Linked DNA regions of Homo sapiens: regions 2, 3 and 4 are each linked to region 1. Evidence: chromatin contacts called from ENCODE Hi-C or POLR2A ChIA-PET data. All regions are on one chromosome and are shown on one strand. The core of a region is the stretch at or near the end of the contact, and the rest is flanking DNA. Distances in the headings are between cores, read along the strand shown.

Region 1 (3,267 bases), core at 209-2,708:
GGCTCAGCTCGGCCCCGCCGGCCCGCGGCTCAGCCAGATCCGCATGCGCCGCCGCGCCTCCCTCTCTCGCGCCGCCGCCGCGCTCAGCGCGCCCCCGGGACCCCCTCCCGCCCGCGGTCCCCGCGCCCCGCCGCCCGAGGCCCACGCGCAGTCACACCCGGCCGCGGCGTGGGGTGCACGGCTGCACTCGCGAGGGCACGGCGGCGTCACGCGCTGCACACTCCCACGGGGTCACGCTCGCCACGCTGCCATACTCGCGGGGGCCTCGGCGCACAAACTCACCCCCGCATCCACGCGCTTGCGCGCCGTCACTCCCTCCTGTGGGGTCTCACGGGGTCACACCCTCACGCCGTCACACGCGGCGTCCACACTGGAACGGTGTCACCCACCACCACACAAATCCAATAGGGTAACCACCGCCCACGCGGCGTCACACACAAATGCACCTGTCACACACAGCCGCACACTCCCCGGCAGTCACAAACAGTGTCATAGGCCCACACATCACGCACAGCTTCACAGCCACAGTGTCACACACTCTACACACTCGAACCTTCATAGCAGTCGCCCCGCACATGCTGCACCGCCGCACCTCACACATCATAGTCACAGGGGGTCACAATGAGCAGCTCAACACAGACACCCACAGCCACACACTCGAATGGGGTCCCGGTGTCACACATCCTTACACGAGACATGTGGTGTCACACACTGTCACAGTCTAATTAGTCTCACGCTTCCATGTAGCACACCTCACACGTCCCACACCCTATCGTACAGGCTGACGCAGTGTCACCCACGGTGTCACCACAAGGTCACAAAAGAACAGAATCAATGCCTGCCACACGTGGTGTCACGCACGTGTAGTCACACTGTAACACGGGATCACACTCAGAGGATGACACAAGGTGTCACCCACAGTCCTGCTTGCCCTCCGGGTCACTGAGTCACACAGGGTCATATAAGTGCATAGGTACGCCGTGACACAGTGTCTTACATCCAAGTGCACACACACACTCTGTCCTCCTAACTTTCTCCCCTTGCTGGTTCTGGGAGGCCCTGGGGCTTAGAGTGCGCCCCAGATCCGCTCCAGGCTCCGGGAGAGGGGGCGTGAGCTACGAGAGGCCGTGGGTGAGGCTCGCCTGGCCCCGCCCCTCTCCGGGAGGTGGAGCGCGGAGGCAGGGCGCTGAGTGACAAGTTATCTCGGCTCCGTCCACTCTATTTGTTGCTATGTGGAGGCGTGGCCTTCTGTGGCCCCGCCTTCCAGTCTAAGTGGCGCGCAGAGAGGGCGGTGCTGGACGGTGAGCGAATGCAAGCTGACGCCTGCCCCGCCCATCCGCGTTAGGCCCCGCCCCTTGACCTGAGCCGCGGGCGGAGAGTCTGAGGCGTGGCCCTTCGAGCCAGCTCCGCCCCGTTGTTCCTGGCTTGAGTAGGGCAGAGAGCACCGCCCAGCAGCCAGTGGGTTCCCGCGCGTGCCGAGACTCTGAGGCCTTGCACCCCCACGATCCCGTACGATGGCCGTCAAGAAGATCGCGATCTTCGGCGCCACTGGCCAGACCGGGCTCACCACCCTGGCGCAGGCGGTGCAAGCAGGCATGAGCCGGGGCGGGCGGGGCATGTCACGGGACAGACGGGCAGAACTTTAGGAAGGGGCACCATGGGGTCGGGCCGAGGCTGATTGGGGCCATGAGCGCCCCAGCCAGGTGTATGAGGACTCAGGGGCCAAAGCAAGTGGCCACGGGGGCAGAAATGGGGAAAGATGTGAGATCCAAGTTTATGTGAGTCCAAGCCAGAGAGGAATTGGCCCCGGGAGCCCCGGGAGGACTCCACTGGCACAGTCGTGTGTAAGTCCAGGGCTCTTATGCAATGCGGTTGTCATTATTGTGGTTGTGGTGGTGGTTGTTCGCACTCCCAGAGAGGATTTACTAAGCCAAGCTTGCTCTGTCGTCTCTTCACATGAGAGCTTTCAAAATGGGGTGGGAACTAGTATCACCCTACTTGACAGATGAGAAAACTGAGACCCAGAGAGTGACTTGCCCAATATCACACAGCTGTTAACTGACAGGACTGGGATTTGAACTCAGCTCATGCTCTTAACCACCACAAGTCCCCAGGCTGGAAACTGAAAAAGTTGGGGGGTCAGGTTGCTGCGAGTACCTAATGGGAAGGAGTCACAGAGAGACATGAGTGAAGACTTGGGGACAGCAGTCCTGGGAAAGTCAATGAGGGCTGAAAATTTGGAGTTGCCCCAGGAGAGAGGGCAGAAAAGGGGATAACCATCCCCCAGCACTCCCTGCCCCCACAGCCCAGACTTGACCAACTCCCAGCTGGGCCTGGGACTTCCAGATATGGGGCCCCACCCTTGCAGGCCTTGGGGACGCTGAAGATATTGACTATCTGCGTGCCCCAAAAGGGTGGAGGCCAACAGGACCCCACTCTGCTGTCTCCCTTGGAGGGACTCTGAAAGTTCTTCTCTAGGTCCATAACTCTCCCCTTCCCCAGGGAGACCACGTGAGGATCTTGACTTGTGGAGAATGGGGAGCTGTGGGCCTCTCAGTAAAAACCAGTTTGCTGATAAGCATTTATTCGGGAGTAATGGAGAAGGAAGTAAGAGAGAGAAGTTGAGAGGCGCTGAGTCACCTGGAAATCCACTAATTCCACCGAATTCCACTCGCCCACCCTGCTGGTCATAGCTGGGACTGCACTCAGAGGGTTAAGAACTGGAGCCTAGGGAGCTTCAGAGCTGTGGCTCTGAAAAATCTCTTCCCAGCTCTCAGCTTTGCTGTCCCCCTCAGCAAAGGGAAGGGCTGGCCAGGCACGGTGGATCATGCCTATAATCCCAGCACTTTGGGAGGCCAAGGCGGGAGGATGGCTTGAGGCCAGGAGTTTGAGACTAGCCTGGGCAACGTAGCAAGACCCCATCTCTACAAAAATACAAAAAAAAAATAAATTAGCTGGGCGTGGTGATGCATGCCTGTAGTCCCAGCTACTCAGAAGGCTCAGGTGGGAGGATTGCTTGAGCTCAGGAGTTCAAGGCTACAGTGAGCTGTGTTTGCACCACTGCACTCCAGCCTGGGTGACAGGGTGAGACCCTGTCTCTCAAATTTAAAAAAATACATAAAAAGAAAGAAAAAGAGGCTGGGTGCGGTGGCTCACGCCTGTAATCTCAGCACTTTGGGAGGCTGAGGCAGGTGGATCACGAGGTCAGGAGTTCGAGACCAGCCTGGCCAATATAGTGAAACCCCGTCTCTACTAAAAATACGAAAA
Region 2 (3,267 bases), core at 1-2,500, 470 kb after region 1:
AAAGGAAGGCCTGGGATAGGTCACTGGACAATTCAGGAAAAGCAAAGCAATGTTTCCATTTCCTAAAAACAAAAACATTTTATGCATTTATTTAAAGATTTACTTAAAGATATAGACCAGAGAGTTGCAATTTATGTGACAAATAATTTAGTCTTTTTAGATTGAATCAAATGAACTTCTTCAAAGGGAAAAATGCAAATGAAAGCTACAGAAAGTACCTGGGGATGTGATTTTTGTGACTGTGAGCAATGAGGTGACAGGCTCTGTGGTAGATTGTGGCTGTGCTTGACATAGCAGTGTGGTACCACGCCGTATGACTGGGTGCAGGCAAGGCTGTGTGAGGATTAGAATGTGTGATTTCCATTTTATGAATAAAAAGGAAATATAAACTTACCTGGACCTGAACTTTTAGACCTGCTACAACAATTGTTCCCTCCTTTTCAGGATCCCTGTTTTGATGAATAGCAGAATGGGGGAAGAAAAATAATCATGAGACAGCAGGCCTTTCTTAAGAGCACAGACCGACCTAGAATATCCCCTCCAGCGCCACATCTGTGCTGACCTCACGCACATAACAGCTGTGTGAGAGTGAGGCTGGGATCTGTCTCTGAACTCACACCAGGTTTCTAGATCAAAGGTATGGGAATGCAGTGGTTCTGAAACATGCAGCTGCCCACACAGCGGCTCCAACTGCGCAGTCTTCCAACCTGTCGTCCCAGGAGTCTGTTTTAGGGACACTTCTAATTCAAAAGTCCAATCGCCAACCCAGGTCTGTACCTTCTTGCTGGGAACCTTCATCCCAGAGCTCGATATTTGACTTCCCTCTTGGGGACACTGCTGTGTGCAAACACCGAGGCCGTGAGGAGGGTAGAGGGTCAGTGACACACACCAGAGAGCCAGGCACCTGTCTCAGCCTCACACCCGCACCCACACCCGCCCAACCCGGTCCTGACAGGCGCCCCGTCGCGCGCACACACACACATACACCGTCTGCCACATTTTGTCACACAATTTCCCTTCTCCGCTCCCCAAGCACGCACAGGCCTGAGGCTCCCTGCGGGCACGACACGCCAGGTCTGGGCCCTGGAGCGCCTCACTTTGGGCGGCAGTTCTATCCCCAGTCCTACTCGTAAGAGTCCCGTTCCGCCTCACCTAGCTCGGACTTCTCGCCCGCAAGTGAATAATAACGGTTAAGGTGACTGAACCGTTAAGAACGCAATGTAAAGGGCCCTTGGGGTCCAGGCAACACTGCCCAAGGGGCTTCTGGGAAATGTAGTCCACAGCCGGAAACTGATCCTTTTGGGCGGAGGCGCAGGCGCGCGCGCATCCGGCGGGTTCGACTCACTTACCAGGAACCCACGCAGGAAGCTGAGGAGGAGAACAGACGCCTCTGGGCCACTGGCCGGGCCACTTGAGCGTGGGACCGCCGAGTGTGACCCTGAGGCCGAGTGCGTGCGGGACTGGGCGATAGCTCCGCCAGGCAGGATTTTGTTTGTTTCACCTCTTGAGGTAGTCCCGGCGTGTAGTACATAATAGGCGCTTAATATGTGTATTGTAAAGAATGAGTGCCTGGCCATTTGTATTTGCCTTGTGAGCGCGTGTGTGTGGCACTGTGAGGGTTGCGGGACCGACGGAACCTCTCTGGCTCTGGCGGGTTGTGTTTCCGCGTGTGTGTAATTTGAGTGTGAGTCAGTGTGTAGTGAGTGAAGGGATCTGACTGGAGAAAACCACAGTAAATACCCGGGGCTGTGATTTTTGTGACTTTGGTCAATGGGACGACAGGCTCTGTGGTAGACTGGCTGTGCTTGACGTAACAATGTGGTACTATGCCGTGTGGTTGCCGGCAAGGCTATGTGAAGATGAGAATGTGTGATTTGGAAAATCTGGATGTGGAACATCACGGGTGCCAGTGGAATTGTGACTCTGTGTGTGTATAAAAGTTTGCAACCATAGGCCTATATGTCTGTGGGATAAAGAGAATATGTTGCGTCTTCTTGGAGTATCAGCTTTATTTAAACATTTGCATCAGAGAGTTGCGATTTATGTGCCAAAGATTTTTGTCTTTTTATATTGAATTAAATGAATTTTTTACAAAGAGAAAAATGAAAATAATAGTAACTTTCAAAAAATATTAAGAATTTCCTTCCACTCTTATATTCTGGCAATGGATCTTTGGCAATGGGTCTTTGGCAGATCAATTTGAAAAGCTTGGACTGAGGAAATTATACTTGGAAAGCACATTAGGCAGTCAGCCCTTGGTTCCTAAATACCATGCTCCACTGAAAGGAGCAAGGCTCCATGGAGAAATGGCAGATTCCAGAGCTGGGGAAGGGAAAGTTCAGAATGAACTTGGAACATCTTGTGCTTGAAAGTAAGGCAGTGCTCAAAGAATGGTGGGGACGTGTTCAAAGGACATGGAAACCAGATTGAAGGGACTTCCACTGACCAAACTTGACATGGTTTGAGCATCAAAATAAATAATGCTAGTTATAGATTAAAACCCATTAAATAACAGAGGGAATCATAATTCCAAACTGATATAAATTAGTACGTGAAAAAAAATTGAAAGTTTGATGAGGGACTGGATGTTTACATTGTTGCAAAGAACCCCTGCCCCCCCCCAAATCCCTTAAAAATGTGTCAATATAAGGCTGGGCACGGTGGCTTATGCCTATAATCCCAGCACTTTGGGAGGCCGAGGTGGGCGGATCGTGAGGTCAGGAGTTTGAGACCAGCCTGACCAACGTGGTGAAACCCTGTCTCTACTAAAAAAATACAAAAATTAGCTGGGTGTGGTGGTGCGTGGTGGGTCCTGTAATCCCAGCCACTCAGGAGGCTGAGGCAGGAGAATTGCTTGAACCCAGGAGGCGAAGGTTGCAGTGAGCCTAGATCGCGCCACTGCACTCCAGCCTGGGTGACAGAGTGAGACTCCATCTTTAAAAAAAAAAAAAAAAAGTGTCCATATGAAAAAATGCTCAACATTACTAATCATCAGAGAAATGCAAATTAAAACCACACTGAGATACCACCTCACAGTGTTAGAATAGCTGTAATCAAAGAGACAAAAGACGACAAGGGTTGGTGAGGGTATGGATATAAGGGAACACTTGTACACTATTTGTGGAAATGTAAATTAGTACAAACATAGAAAATATCCGGAGTTTTCTCAAATTAAAAATATAACCACTATATGACCCAGTCATCCCACTATATATATCTGTATATATCTGTATATATCCGTATCAGTCCATTCTTGCATTGCTATAA
Region 3 (3,267 bases), core at 257-2,756, 300 kb after region 1:
GAGTAAGGAAGAGGGAGGAGTGAAGGATGACTCTCGGATTTCTTTTTTTTGTTTGTTTTCTTTTCTTTTTTTCTTTTCTTTTTTTTTTTTTTTTTTGAGACCAAGTCTTGCTCTGTCACCCAGGCTGGAGTACAATGGCGTGATCTCAGCTCACGGCAACCTCTGACTCCCGGGTTCAAGCAATTCTCCTGCCTCAGCCTCCCAAGCAGCTGGGACTACAGGTGCTCACCCACCATGCCCGGCGAATTTTTGTATTTTTAGTAGACACGGGGTTTCGCCATGTTGGCCAGACCGGTCTCGAACTCCTGACCTCAGGTGATCTGCCCACCTTGGCCTCCCAAAGTGCTGGGATTGCAGGCATGAGCCATTGCACGCAGCCGACTCTCAGATTTCCAAGTAGACCGTGGAGAGCAAGGGAGAAGAGGACCTGGCCCAGCGCGTTGGCTCACACCTGAAATCTCAGCACTTTGGGAGGCTTTGGTGGGGAGAGGGGATTGTTTGAGGCTGGGAGTTCAAGTTTGAGACCAGCCTGGGCAACATGCGAGACTTCATCCCTACAAAACATAAAAATTAGCCAGGTGTGGTGGCATGTGCCTTTAGTTCCAGCTACTCAGGAGGCCAAGGAGGGAGGATCACTTGAGCGCAGGAGATTGAGGCTGCAGTGAGCTATCATGGCACCACAACTCTACAGCTTGGACAACAGAGCAAGATCTTGTTTCTGGGGGGGAAAAAAAAAAAGGTGAGACCTAGTCTCTACAATAATAATAATAATAATAATTTATAAAGTTAGCCTGGTGTGGTGGTGCGCACCAGTAGTCCCAGCCACTTGTGGGGCTGAGATGGGAGAACTGCTTGAGCCCAGGAGTTCAAGCCTGCAGTGAGCCGTAATTACACCACTGCACTCCAGCCTGGGCAATCAAGCAAGACCTTGTCTCTAAGAAAAAAAAAAAAAAAAAAAGGCCGGGTGCGGTGACTCAGCCTGTAATCCCAGCATGCACTTTGGGAGGCTGAGGCAGGTGGATCACGAGGTCGGGAGTTCAAGACCAGCCTGGCCAACATGGTGAAACCCCGTCTCTACTAAAAATACAAAAATAAGCTGGGCATGGTGGTGTGCACCTATAGTCCCAGCTACTTGGAAGGCTGAGGCAGGAGAATCACTTGAACCCGGGAGGCGGAGGTTGAAGTGAACCAAGATCATGCCACTGCATTCCAGGGTGGCAACAGAGCAAGACTCTGTCAAAGAAAAAAAAAAAAAAAAAAAGAAAAAAAAAGCCCCAAAACAGATCTGTCTAGGAGGCTTGCTAAGGGGAAGTGGAAGCAGTACAGCTCAATAGCATAAACCTCAAAGGGACAGGGTTAAAAAACAACAAAGACTATGGATAGGCCAGGTGCAGTGGCTCACTTCTGTAATCCCAGCACTTTGGGTAGCTGAGGCAGGAGGATGGCTTGAGCACAGGAGTCTAAGAGTAGCCTGGGCAACATGGCAAAAACCCCATCTCTACAAACAACAATAACAACAAAACACTAGAAAAATTAGCCGGGTTTTGTGGTGCACACCTATAGTCCCAGCTACTCAGGAGGCTGAGGTGGGAGGATCGCTTGAGTCCAGAAGGCTGAGGCTGCAATGAACCAAGATTGTACCACTGCACTTCAGCCTGGACAATAGAACAAGACCCTGTCTCAAAAAAAAAAAATAGTATGGAGAAGAAATAGTGACAATATCTGGAAACAGTATTGTCATGCCAAGGTATGGCAGATTGCATTATTGGTCATGATATTTGCTGTCCCTTCAGGAAGGTCCCCAGTGACAGCAGCCTTGGCCATCTGAATGAACCTCGAATGAAACCAGACATTAAAGGATAAATGTTGTAGTGAGACCATATCTCTAAAAAATTTTTTAAAAATTAGCCGGGCTTGGTGGCATGGGCCTGTAATCCCGGCGACTCAGGTGGCTGAAGTGGGAGGATCGTTTGAGGCCTGAACTCTTGAGACCAGCCTGGGCAACATAGCAAGACCATCTCTCTCTCTCCCCCCTCCCCCCTCCCCCTCCCCCCTTCCCTCTCCCCTCTCCCCTCTCTCACACAGACACACACACACACACACACACACACACACACACACACACACACACACGACAAATGTATCCTTCCAGTTGTATAAAATGTTCAGAGAGGCAAATCCATAGAGATATAAAGTAGGTTATTGGTTGCCAGGGGCTGGGGGAAAGGGAAAGCAGGAAGTGGCTGCTGATGGGTACAGAGTTTCTCTTCAGGGTGGTGAAAATGTGCTTGAGTTAGTGGTGATGGTCACCCAACATTGTGAATACATGAAAACCCACTGAGTTGTAGACTTCAAAACGGCAAATTTTGGCCGGGCACGGTGGCTCACGCCTGTAATCCTAGCACTTTTGGGAGGCCAAGGCAGGAGAATAACTTGAGGTCAGGAGCTCAAGATCAGCCTGACCAACATGGAGAAACCCTGTCTCTACCAAAAATCCAAAAATTAGCCGGGCCTGGTGGTGCACGCCTGTAGTCCCAGCTACTCAGGAGGCTGAGGCAGGAGAATCGCCTGAACCCGGGAGGCAGAAGTTGCAGTGAGCTGAGATCACGCCATTGCACTCCAGCTGGGTGACAGAGCCGGACTCCGTCTCAAAAACAACAACAAAAAAACCTACCAAACAAAAAACAAACAAAACGACGAGTTTTATAGTACGTGAATTATATCTCAATTTAACAAGTAAAATATATACAATTTTTATTTGCCAATAAAAATAAAAAATTATAGAACAGTGACATGCTTGTCATACTGAATTTATGGGAGTTTCTTAAATCTGCTACACATGTCGCCTCTGAATCTTTGCACATGCAGTTCATTCTGCTTAGTAACAAATGCTTCAATGCCACCTCTCCTCTTTTTCCTAATGGTAAAATTCAGGCTATACACTAATCTACAAAGAGAGAGCATTTCAGGTGAGAATTGTGTTATCAGCAATTTATTTAAAAAATTTTTTTTAAGACAGAGTATTGCTCTGTCGCCCAGGCTGGAGTTCAGTGTCACCGTTCTAGCTCACTGCAGCCTCAACCTCCTAGGCTCAAGCAATTCTGCCTGAGCCTCCCAAAGTGCTGGGATTATAGGCATGAGCCACCATGCTGGGCCCTCACAGGCACTGTGGTCCATGTTACTGCTAGATCCCTGGGAGTCCTGGGTTTCTCCCAAATGAGCAGACTGAGCCATGGCCCCAGAGTGTGATCTGGGCTTCACTGTGGA
Region 4 (3,267 bases), core at 316-2,815, 270 kb after region 1:
TCATGCAGGGAACGCAGGTGTTCATGGATACATGTTTACTGAGCGATTGTGACTCTGCAGCCTGGGAGGCAGGTAAGTCCTTCAACCTTTCTGAGCCTCCTTTTTCTCCCTTAAGGCAGGCAAGGCCTACCTCACCTTCACCCTGAAGGTATCATACTGCTGCCCCTTCTCACTCCAGGCACAGTGTCATCTGGTGTCCCTCACCCTGTTTCCCACCACCTAGGCCTGGCCTTGAGAGGTTCTGTGGAAGGAATTTTGGGGAGAGGACACCACTTACTGTTGATGGACTTGAGGTCCCGGTGGATGATGGGCACAGGGGCATCATTGTGTAGGTAGTTCATGCCCCGGGCCACCTGCACAGCCCAGTTGACCAGCACGTGAGGTGGCACCCGGCGACCTGCCAGCACCCTGCTCAGTGCACCACCCCGGGCATACTCCATCACTAGGCAGAGGTGTGGGGGGTTGAGGCAGGCGCCCCTAAGGGCAATTATGTTGGGGTGCTGCAGGGCTCCAAAGAGCCGGGCTTCCTGGCACACCTGCTCCGCTGTCACTGCCGGGTCCTTCTCAGGGTCCAGCCGGGCGGCCTTGACTGCCACCTCCTCGCCACGCCACAGGGCCCGATAGACCTTGCCAAAGCCCCCCACACCGATGATCTCCTCTAGCTGCAGCTCGTGGAAGGGGATCTCCTGGGGCAGCTGGAGGCCCGCGGGTGCAGCGGGGGCGCCGGGGGCCACGTAGTTGCTGGGGAAGACGCCCACGCGGCCGCTGGGGAGCTGCCCGGTCCACCAGCCCTCGTCGCCGGACACCGCACAGTCTTGGGAAAGCACCTGGACGCGATCGCCCCTCCGCAGGGTCAGCTCCTCGTCGCCCGCCGCCTCGTAGTCGAACACCGCGGTCCAGACGGGCCCCGCGGGGGTCGTGCCCCACTCCTTGGCCACCGCCCCCTCCTCCTCCTCCATGGGGGAGGGGCCGGGGGCTGCGGGAGGCCGCTTCACACAGGCTGCCCGCGGGATGCAGAGGGCGGGCCCCGGCGGCCGGGATGGAGGGCAGTCCCTGCGGGGTCTAGGGAGCTCCTGAGGGCCATGGCTGGGGCGCCCTCCGCAGGAGCAAGAAAAAAAACCCTTTCAAAGGGCAGGCTCGTCCCTTCCGATTTGGCTGTACGGGCGGGGCGGGGCGGGGTGGGAGTGGGGCGGCAGGTTCACCCGTGCCCCCCAAACGGCAGAGGGCTAAGAGGGCCTGGCCGCGCGGCTCTCGAATGCCCGCCGGGGTCCGCCGGTGGGGGACGAGGGCGAGGGCGGCAGGCAGTCCCCGTTCCCCGCGCCGCTCACCCCGCGCAGCTCCACCGGCGGCCCCCGGCTCCGCATCCCGGGCCACGACTGCCGGGCCGGGCGGGGGTGGCGGGGCCCCTGGGGCGGCCGCCCCGGGCCGGGGTGGCGCGCCCCTCGGCCTCCTCACGCGCGGGGCAGCCGGGCGGCCCCCATCCTTGGCACCGGCCTCCCGGTCGGCCCCAGCCCCTGCCCCCCGCCCGTGCTGCTTCCCCGGGCCACCGGCGGGGCCCGAGTGACGTGTGGGCGCCGCCGCCGCGGTGCCTCCTGGGAGTTGTAGTCTCCGGCCGTGCGGCCTCGGGGCCCGGCTCTCAGCGCCCTCCAGCAGAGCCCCGCGGCCAGCCTCGGGCCGCAATGGACATGACACCCCACGAAGCCGAAGGAGTCCTCCCGGGGAGATGAGCCCGGCCTCGGCCCCTCCTTCGGACGCGGCGTAGCGGGCGCCCGGGGCGGGGGGAAGCGCTCCTCACAGACCCTGTGGGGGCCGCGGCCCAGGATGGGTTGGACTGCAACGGACGCGATTAGCAACGCGAAAAATAGGAGCTGCGTGCATGACTGTGACTGCCCGGAGCCGCGAACGCAGCCTGGACCTTATCCCTGAGGCAGGACGGCCCCTCGGACCCCCCGACCGAGATGTACGCTGGGAACTGTAGTCCGCGCGGGGACCTGGCGCTGCAGGGGGCGGCCCCCAAACAGCGGGCTGCGGGCGTCGGCGGGTGGTTGGAGCAAGTTAGGGGTCGGGCCGGTGGCGGGACTCTGCGGGGAAGATGGGGCTGGGAGGATGTGTTTAGTGTCCCTGGGGATGTCACAGCCACGTCTGCTTTCCCCACCAGCTCTGGGTTCCTCTGCTGAAGTCAGAACTCCTGCTCTTGAGAATCCCCGATTCCTATTTTATAGGAGTTTCAATTTCGGGGAGCTTAATGTGCATGTTGTATTCAGTGCTTTGTACACGTGGTATCGTTAAGTCTTCACAAAGAGCCCCATTTTACAGATGACTCATAGAGAAGTGAAGTCATTTGTGCAAGGCTACAGAGCTATAAATGGCAAAGCAAAAATGAAAGGCAGTTTTAAAAATTAACAACCAGGCCGGGCGCGGTGGCTCACGCCTGTAATCTCAGCGCTATGGGAGGCCAAGGCGGGCGGATCACGAGGCCAGGAGTTCGTGACCAGCCTGGCCAGCATGGTGAAACCCCCGTCTCTACTATTTAAAAAAAAAAAAAAAAATTAGCCGGGCGTGGTGGTGTGCGCCTGTAATCTATCCCAGCTACTCGGGAGGCTGAGGCAGGAGAATCGCTTGAACCTGGGAGGTGGAGGTTGCAGTGAGCCAAGATCACGCCACAGCACTCCAGCCTGGACGACAGGGCAAGACTCCGTCTCAAAATAAATAAATAAATAAATAACCATCGCCACGATTAACAAAAACAACAACAACAAAAAAAAAAACAACAAAAAACAAACAAACAAAAAACCCACTGCCTTTCTATTTAAAGAATGAGGAAAGTAGGTCCCGCAGAGGTTCAGTGACTTCTTCAAGATCTCTAAGCTTGTAAGAGGCAAAATTCTGGGTCTTTTTACTTGGCCTCTCCTGAGTGGTATGGGGTCTAGAGGGAGGAGAGAAGAAGAGGAAATAAGAGGGACTCTAGTGCCCAAACTCCAGAGAACTGCCCCTCAGGGTCCTTGGGGAATTGTTCCATTGTCAGAGGGAAGTGGGTTACCTGGTCTCCTGGCTACCTAGCAGGGACACTCGGAGCATATCAAAAATGCTTGTTGGAAGAGAGAGCCCCAGCTTCATTCTGAGTATAAGTGTTTCTGCTATAACCTGCTATATGCATTCTTAAAAAACCTTCAGTTCTTCAAAACGGTGCACTAAAATTAACAAGACTTCATGGAAAAAATAGAGTTAGAGACAGATTGCTCAAAATATATGCAACTAGCTGGGCAC

The links. Hi-C counts contacts between places; a loop is a spot of excess contacts on that map. ChIA-PET counts read pairs that join two places held with the same protein, here RNA polymerase II (POLR2A). Pooled maps may share reads with other maps.
Region 2: a map of B cell shows a loop between it and region 1 (11-fold over the local background). The contact joins the promoter of ZNF546 here to the promoter of BLVRB in region 1. A Hi-C loop is called at or near these places in 2 of 168 maps with a recorded cell type or tissue (B cell and natural killer cell), 2 of 37 single-sample maps with no recorded cell type and 8 of 50 pooled maps.
Region 3: a pooled map shows a loop between it and region 1 (4-fold over the local background). The contact joins the enhancer-like site here to the promoter of BLVRB in region 1. A Hi-C loop is called at or near these places in 1 of 37 single-sample maps with no recorded cell type and 2 of 50 pooled maps. POLR2A ChIA-PET finds 5 or more read pairs at or near these places in 1 of 52 experiments (GM12878).
Region 4: a loop to region 1 is called in a pooled map, with 17 times the contacts of the local background. The contact joins the promoter of MAP3K10 here to the promoter of BLVRB in region 1. A Hi-C loop is called at or near these places in 2 of 37 single-sample maps with no recorded cell type and 11 of 50 pooled maps. POLR2A ChIA-PET finds 5 or more read pairs at or near these places in 4 of 52 experiments (OCI-LY7, PC-9, Panc1 and 1 more).

What each region holds. Positions count from the first base shown.
Region 1 is chr19:40,463,936-40,467,202 of GRCh38, reverse strand. BLVRB (biliverdin reductase B) reads left to right here and starts at 1,458. Exons shown (of 5, transcript NM_000713.3): 1 at 1,458-1,593. The coding sequence starts at 1,515. SPTBN4 (spectrin beta, non-erythrocytic 4) reads right to left here and starts at 202. Exons shown (of 36, transcript NM_020971.3): 1 at 1-202. RefSeq lists a silencer at 1,044-1,243 and an enhancer at 2,265-2,384.
Region 2 is chr19:39,995,043-39,998,309 of GRCh38, reverse strand. ZNF546 (zinc finger protein 546) reads right to left here and starts at 1,250. Exons shown (of 7, transcript NM_178544.5): 1 at 1,153-1,250; 2 at 395-449; 3 at 1-62. RefSeq lists a silencer at 216-315 and enhancers at 1,134-1,428, 1,101-1,600, 1,436-1,615, 1,601-2,102.
Region 3 is chr19:40,162,015-40,165,281 of GRCh38, reverse strand. No RefSeq gene overlaps it. Among named protein-coding and RNA genes, the nearest start is that of MAP3K10, 28 kb to the left of the region's middle. Within about 2 kb of position 1,506, at least 4 of the 41 ENCODE cell types and tissues checked have a DNase peak (open chromatin) inside an H3K27ac peak, as active enhancers do; they include GM12878, where a contact is called at or near this core.
Region 4 is chr19:40,189,724-40,192,990 of GRCh38, reverse strand. It overlaps MAP3K10 (mitogen-activated protein kinase kinase kinase 10), which reads right to left and starts at 1,565. Exons shown (of 10, transcript NM_002446.4): 1 at 278-1,565. The coding sequence starts at 959. RefSeq lists silencers at 868-1,167, 1,438-1,937 and an enhancer at 2,098-2,337.